Linked DNA regions of Homo sapiens: region 1 is linked to region 2. Evidence: chromatin contacts called from ENCODE Hi-C or POLR2A ChIA-PET data. All regions are on one chromosome and are shown on one strand. The core of a region is the stretch at or near the end of the contact, and the rest is flanking DNA. Distances in the headings are between cores, read along the strand shown.

The links. Hi-C counts contacts between places; a loop is a spot of excess contacts on that map. ChIA-PET counts read pairs that join two places held with the same protein, here RNA polymerase II (POLR2A). Pooled maps may share reads with other maps.
Region 1: a loop to region 2 is called in a map of testis, with 2.0 times the contacts of the local background. The contact joins two enhancer-like sites. A Hi-C loop is called at or near these places in 5 of 168 maps with a recorded cell type or tissue (CD14-positive monocyte, endothelial cell of hepatic sinusoid, heart left ventricle and 2 more) and 2 of 50 pooled maps. POLR2A ChIA-PET finds 5 or more read pairs at or near these places in 2 of 52 experiments (K562 and WTC11).

What each region holds. Positions count from the first base shown.
Region 1 is chr5:170,360,510-170,364,440 of GRCh38, reverse strand. It overlaps a transcript of KCNIP1 not described here. Among named protein-coding and RNA genes, the nearest start is that of KCNMB1, 27 kb to the left of the region's middle. RefSeq lists an enhancer at 2,838-3,338. Within about 2 kb of position 2,665, at least 8 of the 41 ENCODE cell types and tissues checked have a DNase peak (open chromatin) inside an H3K27ac peak, as active enhancers do; they include CD14-positive monocyte, heart left ventricle and testis, where a contact is called at or near this core.
Region 2 is chr5:170,265,580-170,269,364 of GRCh38, reverse strand. It overlaps LCP2 (lymphocyte cytosolic protein 2), which reads left to right. Exons shown (of 21, transcript NM_005565.5): 8 at 883-980; 9 at 2,290-2,356; 10 at 2,474-2,557. Among named protein-coding and RNA genes, the nearest start is that of LCP2, 30 kb to the left of the region's middle. Within about 2 kb of position 1,289, at least 15 of the 41 ENCODE cell types and tissues checked have a DNase peak (open chromatin) inside an H3K27ac peak, as active enhancers do; they include CD14-positive monocyte, heart left ventricle and testis, where a contact is called at or near this core.

The DNA of each region.
Region 1 (3,931 bases), core at 1,416-3,915, 94 kb before region 2:
AAAATATGGGAATGGTCCATCAATGGATAAAAAGCAAAATGTAGTATCCAGACAATGGAATATTGTTCAAACTTAAAAAGGAAGGGAATTCTGACACAGGCTGTTACAGGAATGAACCTTAAAGACATAACACTAAGTGAGGGCCAGGTATGGCAGCCTGGAATCCCAGCACTTTGGGAGGCCAAGGTGGGCCAATCACTTGAGCCTAGGAGTTTGAGACCAGGTTGGGCAACATGGAGAAACCTCATCTCTATAAAAAATTTTAAAAAATTAGTTGGGTGTGGTGGTGGCGCACGCCTGTAGTCTCAGCTACTCTGGAGGCTGAGGTGGGAGGATTGCTTGAGCCCAGGAGGTAGAAGCTGCAGTGCGCTGTGATGACAGCACTGCACTCCAGCTTGGATGACAGAGTGAGACCCTATCTCAAAAAAAAAAAAAAAAAAGATATTACACTAAGTGAAATAAGCCAGACACAAATACTGTTCATGACTCACTTATATGAGGAACCTAGAACAGTCAAGTTAATAGAGACAGAAAGTACAGTGGTGGCTGCCAGAGCCTGAGGGTAGACAGAAATGGGGAAGGGTTTAGTGGGTGCAGTGCAGAGTTTCAGTTTTGCGAGAAGAAAAATGTTCTGGAGATGGTTGGTGGTGATGGTTGCACAACATGTGAATGTACTTAAAGCCACAACTGTGCACTTAAAAATGGTTAAAATAGTAAATTTAATGTTATATATGTTTGTCACAGTTAAAAATATAGGAAAGGATGCTATGCAAAGAATGGTCTATGGGGCTGTATTAGTCTGCTTGGGCTGCCATAATCGAATGTCGCAGACTGGGTAGTTAAATAACGAAAATCTATTGTCCCACAGTTCTGGACACTGAAAGTCCAAGATTAAGGTTCGGGCAGGGTTGGTGTCTGATGAAGTTTCTTTTCCTGGCTTGTAGTTGGCCATCTTGCCCTCACATGGCTTTTCCTCTGTGTGTGTGTACTCCTGGTCTCTTCCCCTTCTTACAAGGACACCAGTCATGTTGGATTAGGATCCCAACCTTATGACCTCATTTAACCTTAATCTCCTGCATCAAGGCCCTATCATCAAATACAGCCACCTTGGGGGTTAGGGCTTTGACATACACATTTAAGGGGACACAATTCAGTCTGTGACAGAAGTGACGGTGCTGACAGGTTTGACCAGGCGTGTTCAAAGGAACATTAGTGTTTGCACATGACCTTTTCAACCACAGTGCTGTATCTGTGATGTTGGCAAGTTATTCAGCCTCTCAAAGCCCCTGGTTTGGAATAAAAACAACTCACAGAGACAGGGCTGGACTGAATATAGGAATCCTTGTAAAGCCCCCAGAAAATAGGTAGCACTCAACAGAGGATGGCGATGGCCCTTCCCCTCATGTTTCCTGTTGCGTTTGAAATGACAGCCACTGTTTCTGAACTTGTGAGGCCTGGGCAGAGTTAATCAGCACAGGGATGTTGTGGATCATTCTGCAATCCAATATGCTTCATGGCTTAGAGACATCCCAGGCTCCGGGTGATAGCCGGCTCCAAGCTGAGTTTTGCAGACACCGAGCAGTAAGCCTGGGCTCGGCCCAGCCTGCCAAGCACAGATGGTTTGAAAAATGTCATCCAAACTGGCCCACAGTTAATCAAAAGATTACAGAAAGAAAATTAGGCTAACCCCAGCTTCTCAGATACAAGCCCCAGAATCACACCTCCCTACCTGATTCCTGCCCAATTCTCTGCCTCAGCTTCCAACTGACCTCATTCCAGCAATAAATGAAAATTGGCCAGACTAGAAATACAACAGGAAATCTTGCTGGGTGGTGTTTCCTTTTTTCTCCCCTCCCTGTAGTCTTGGCTGTCGGGCCTGCTCCCCATATGTTTTGTTGTTTGACTGTGAAAGGTGACCTATGGGTAACGGTTTAGGGGATGGATCGGGGAGCTTGAGTCTCAGAGGGCATTCTCCTCAATTGCACTTCCTCAGTCAGAATGGAGGTCCTGAAGTCTTGATTTCGAAAACAAGAGTGTGTGTTGCCTCTTGGCCAAACTGGGAAGGAATCTGTTTTGTCTTCGTTGCTTCTTACCCTGGATCTGATTTTCAGAAATGGAAAGAGTGTACTGGGGATGGGCTGGGGAGGGAAGTAAAACCCAGGGCTTGGGGCCAGACCGCCTAGGCTTCCAGTTGTGGCTATGCTTCATGCTGGCTGTGTGACTCCAAGCAGGCCGGTCCCCCGTCTGAAGCTCGCTCTTTATATCTGTAAGTGGGGTTAATTAGAGCACTCCACCTCCTAGGTTTCTCATGTGCACTAAATAAAATATTGGGCATGGAGTGCTCAGGCAATGCTGGGCACATGGCAGGTGCCACCAGCAGTGCTGCAATTTTGTTTAATCTTTAAATTCCAAAGCTGAAAGAGGCCTTTGAAATCAGCAGCTCCTTCATTTTAGAGATGAAGAGACTGAAGCCCAGAAAAAAAAGCCATTTACTTAGTGCAATGGGCTGAATATTTGTGCCTCCCGTCCCCCAAATTCACATGTTGAAATCCCACTCCTGAGGTGATGGTATTTGAAGGTGGGGCCTTTGGGAGGTGATGAGGTCATGAAGGCGGAGCCTCTTGAATGGGGTGTGTCTATAAGAAGAGGCCAGAGAGCTAGCTTACTCTCTTTCCTCCACGTCAGAATACAGCAGGAGATGCTGTCTGTAAGCCAGGAAGAGTCCCCACGAGAAGTCCACAGTGCTAGCATCCTGATCTCAGACTTCCAGCTTCCAGAACTGTGAGAAATACATTTCTGTTGTTGATAAGCCACCGTGTCTTTGTATGGTAGCTTAGGCCATCAGGTTGATAAGCAGCCTGATGGCCTAAGACAGCAAGCAGTTGTGAGGATTTGGACTCAAACCCAGGTCTGGCTCCAAAGCGGGTGTTCTTCTAAGAACACAAAATGGAATCTCAGTGGCTTCAGCCAGAGGGGACCAAGGTTAGCTTTGTGTTCATGGTCCTCCTCCCCTCATCCTAACAGAGAAGGAAGGCTTTCTTCTGCCCCTAGACTGAAGACCTGTGACAGAGAGCGTGGTCAGTGGTGATAGTAAATGACTTCCCATGAGTCTTTTTCAGGAGTCCTGGCCTTTCTTTCCTCCAGCTGGCCCGGGAGGCCTATGCAATTTCCTCATTTCCACATCCTCTCCCCCAAAGCTCCTCTCCCCTGCTGCCTGCCTTTCAGTGGGGTCCCTCCTCCTGCACTTCTGGGTGGGGTGCAGGTGGACAACGGGGAAGAACCGCCGCCTCACCTGAGCACCTGGCCAGCTGTGATGCATAGGCAGTGTGGGCCTGCACCCAGGGGCAGTCCCCCAGCAGAGCATGAGAGCGGAATGGGGGCAGGAACAGGCCTTTGGTCTTGTTTGCACTGACCCTTGTCTCATCCAGGTCGTTCTGGCTGGTCACTGCTGTCAAACTCCAGCACAGGAATTCAGACAAGGGAGATAGGGAGTGGTAGGCTCCAGAGCAAGCCTGACTAAGACCAGACCTCAAAAAGGGAACTCCAGCCACATGGCCTGATGTTGCTCGGCAGGGAAAGCATTTAGTCGTTATTTATTCAACCTTCCTTCCTCGGCTGCAGGTGCTTGAGGCACTCACTCTAGGTGATTCCCACGTGGTGAACGTGGTGAACGCTTTCACAGGGCTCCCATTCTCATGAGAATGGATGACCAATTCTCCCATGAACAACTAAATAAAAAGGATCATTTCCATTGTTGGCACATTTTTAATTATAGAACTTGTCATCAAGAGTGACTGGGGGCAGGGGGGATAATTTTGAAATAGCAGCACATCTGGATAGGAGCTGGGAAGAGGACTTGACCCACAGAGGCTCAGCCTTGTTTCTCTTGGCTACAAATCCAAGGTCGTATCATAGAAAAGAAGGGTGGGGA
Region 2 (3,785 bases), core at 40-2,539:
AGAGAGGCACCCAGGGCACAAAGCGTAAGGAGGCCCTACCCACTCACCCCTCTTGCTTGATGGTCTTGTCCTGGCCTTTCCCTGTCAAAGGGGTAGGAAATTGCCAGCCTGTCAACCTGGCCTAGGGACACTTCCGTGGAGATGTGGATAATGTGAGTTTCTGCCCAGATAATGTGAGTTTCTGCTCGAGGCAAATCTAGCTTCCACTTAAGAGTCTGTGGTCTGGTAACAGAAGTTGGTGATCAGCTCCTCCCTTTATGGGAAGAGATGAGCAAAATGAGGAAGTGTCAGGGAGGAGATAGCCCAGGACACTGGAGAGGGGAAGGAAGGGCAGACAGAACAAGATCCCTATGGCAGTGAGAGCTGACTTCACCCTGCACAGGCAGCTGGGTGTGCCTGTGAGATTTTTGGCATGTGTGTGTGTCTGTGTGCACTCGTGTCTCTGTGTATGCAGGTGTGTGCATATATATGCATGTGTGTGCATGCATGTGTGCACATGTGTATATCTGTGTGTCTGCATACAGAGGTATGCGTATGTTTACTTCTTACAAAATTGTCTGAAAATCCTCCCTTCCAGTTCTGGCTGAGCTGGTTACAAAGAGGCCTTTCTTGATTGGCAAAATCTCTGATAAATACCTATTCCTGTGAAATGCAAAGAAAGCTGAGCCTGTGTATAAGGAGAGTGACACAAACTAGGACAGAAAAAATGGGCAGGGAGGGGTGGGTGAGATCCAGGCTGGGTCTCCCCGTGGCTGGGGCTCATGTGGGCCTGGGGGTCAAGGATCATGCACCCCCGGTGCCCCGAGCTGCATATCTGTTCCTGGAGACCCCTGAGCTTGGCCGATACTCCCCTTTCACTTTAATAACCTTGTGTTTCCACAGACCGGCCCCCCTCTGGGAAAACCCCCCAGCAGCCTCCTGTGCCCCCCCAGAGACCGATGGCCGCCCTCCCGCCCCCACCAGCCGGCCGGAATCACTCGGTAGGCCTCCTCCCGTTCTTTTACAGTACTTGGTGTCCACTGCAGTTATTTCCTCCGCCAGAGAGAAAAATAAAACTATAAACATCTTTATCTCATTCTAATTTTGTAAGAAAAGATTATAATCTTTTCCCTCGGCTGGGGAAAGGCAAACCCAAGCATTCACACGTGTTTCTTTTTTGGGGTAAAATACTGGTGGTTTTTATTTACTTCCCACTATTTGAGAGAAGTGAAAACTGTAAAATAAACCCAAAGAGAACCGAATTAAGTCCGTGGCACCTACTGGTGTTGCCTGGGTACCGAGCCTTCCTCTCTCCTGCAAAAAGACTTGCGCCACCTTCTGGCCGACACCTGAAATTCCAAGGACAGGAGCCTTCAGACCGGAGGAGACAGAGGTAGCAAACCCCGTTTTCTCCTTCTTCGAGCATACAGCCCGGTCCTTGTGAATCTGATAAGTTCCCAGAGTGACCCTGAGAAGCTCAGACTAAGGACTTGATAGTTAGGAATGTGTTCCCTTCACAAGTTTATCTACAGATGTATATTGCTTTTGAGATTTGAAGACCTTCTTTTGAGATGCAGGATTCACTTATTTAATCAGCAAATATTGTCTGAGCAGCTACTATGTGCCAAGCAGAGTTCTAGGCGTTGGGGATAAAGTGTGAACAAGATAAATAAGGTCCCTGCTTTCATAAAACTCAACTAGGGCTAGTTATCAGACGGTAGACAGATGTCTGAAAGAGATCATTTGAGTAGTTATGTGTGGTTCGGGGGACGGAAGACCAGGTAACATGACGGTATGGGGGGGGGAGGTGACAAGGACCTGGGACAGAATGAGCCAGTTGTGGGAAGAGCCGGGAGAAGAACGTTCTAGGCAGAAGGAAACAAGTGTAGGGATGCCAAAGAGGGCATAACCTTGAGATTTTCCAGGAACTGCAAGAAGATTCTATGGTAGGGACCCCATGAGTACTGAGAAGGGATCACAGGAAAGAGTTGAGAGGGCAGACATGGGCCAGCTCAGGCAGGGCCTCGCAGGACATTAACGAGTTTCAATTTTGTTTCTAATGTGATAGGAGGCTTAGCAGGAAAGTGACATGCTCACTCTGCTGCCTGCAGAAAAGAGCTTGCGTGGCAGAGTCTAGAACAGGGAGCTCAGATAGGAGGCTACTGCGGTAGTTCAGTGAAGAAATGGACATGGATGTTTGTAGGCAGAACATGAAGATGAGGAAAAGTGAGCAGATCCAGACAGGTTTTGGGAGTGCCGGCTCTTGCTGATGTATTGGAAGTGCTTCCTAACGTTTGGATCTTTATGCAGCCACTGCCCCCACCCCAGACCAACCACGAAGAACCCAGCAGAAGCAGAAACCACAAAACGGCAAAGCGTGAGTACAAGGGCTGCTCTCTCTTGCCCTGTTCCCACCAGGCACTCCCCTAGCCCCGCCCAACCCCCAGCCGACTGCTTTCTTCTTTTAATTGATGTCAGCCTTTTCCCCTTCCAGTCCCTGCTCCTTCAATAGACAGAAGCACGAAACCTCCCCTAGATCGTTCATTAGCTCCGTTTGATAGAGAACCCTTCACACTAGGTGGGTATGATTCACATTTAATGCATAGTAATAATGATAAGCTGTTATAAAGTGCTTCCTGCATACGTTTCACATGTACCATCTCATTTAACTATGGCCACAATACTAGGAAGTGGAGACTAGTAGAATCATCCTCATTTTACAGATAAGGAAACGGAGACACAAAGAGGTACCTTCCCAAGATCACACAGCTACCAAGTGTTGGGAGTAGCGACCAAAGCCCATATCAGCCTCATTAGAAAGCTCCTGCTTGCAGCTTCTGGGGGCTGTGCTGCTTCTCTATGTGATGTGGATGATCTGTGTATACAAATCCCATTGTCCTTCAGCCAAGAGGCTTTAGGGTACAGAGAGAGGACCTGAATTGAGACAAAAGGGTTGGGGGAGCTGTTGTCTGCTGCCTTGCCTGCTACTTAATAGCTCACAGACCACAGGGATGTTAGTTTTTCAGAGCTCAGTCTCCTAATCTGTAAGGTGGATGTTCTGTACATAGAAAATGCTTTATAAATCCCTAAGGTGCTATTCAAATGTCAGGGATGTTTTTGTTTTAGGTATGCAATTGACCAAACATTGGGTATACCACAGTGCTTTTTCTTCACAATTTACGCAGAATATTCTTGGATTGCAGTTACCTTCACGTGCAGCTATTTTCAATTCAATTCTTAGCTACCATTTATTGAGCAACTGCTATGGGGCAAGTGCTCTACCTACCACAAATACACCTACAGTATCTCTAATCCTCACAGCAACTCAACAAAGGAGGTGCATTTTTAACCTCACTTCTCAGATGATAAAATTAAGGGTCAAAGAAGTTGAATAATTTGCCTAAATTTGCCTAAATTCGAACACTTGTCTTTCTGACTTCTAAGTGGGGGCTCTTTTCCACCATATCAGGCTGCAGTTGAGGACCCTGGGTTTTAACTTGCTGTGAACTACATGAGTCTGAGGAAGGAACTCTGCAACTGAACGGAAAGGAGCCCAGAATCCCAGCTGCCCCCACCCCTTTCTTGGCTATGCTCTGAGCAAGGCATTTAGCTTTCTGTGGCCTCAATCCCTTTTTGTCTGTCAACAAAATGACTTTCAGTTCTTGGATATGAGGCTGCTGCTCGCTGCTCTTTCCCCGAACTACATCACAGCTCTGCTGTGTCATGCAAAGCTGTGCTGGCTGGTTTGGCTTGGAATTGTCTGCTGTAGAGAGCTGTATAATTACATGGAAATGAAGATAGATTTG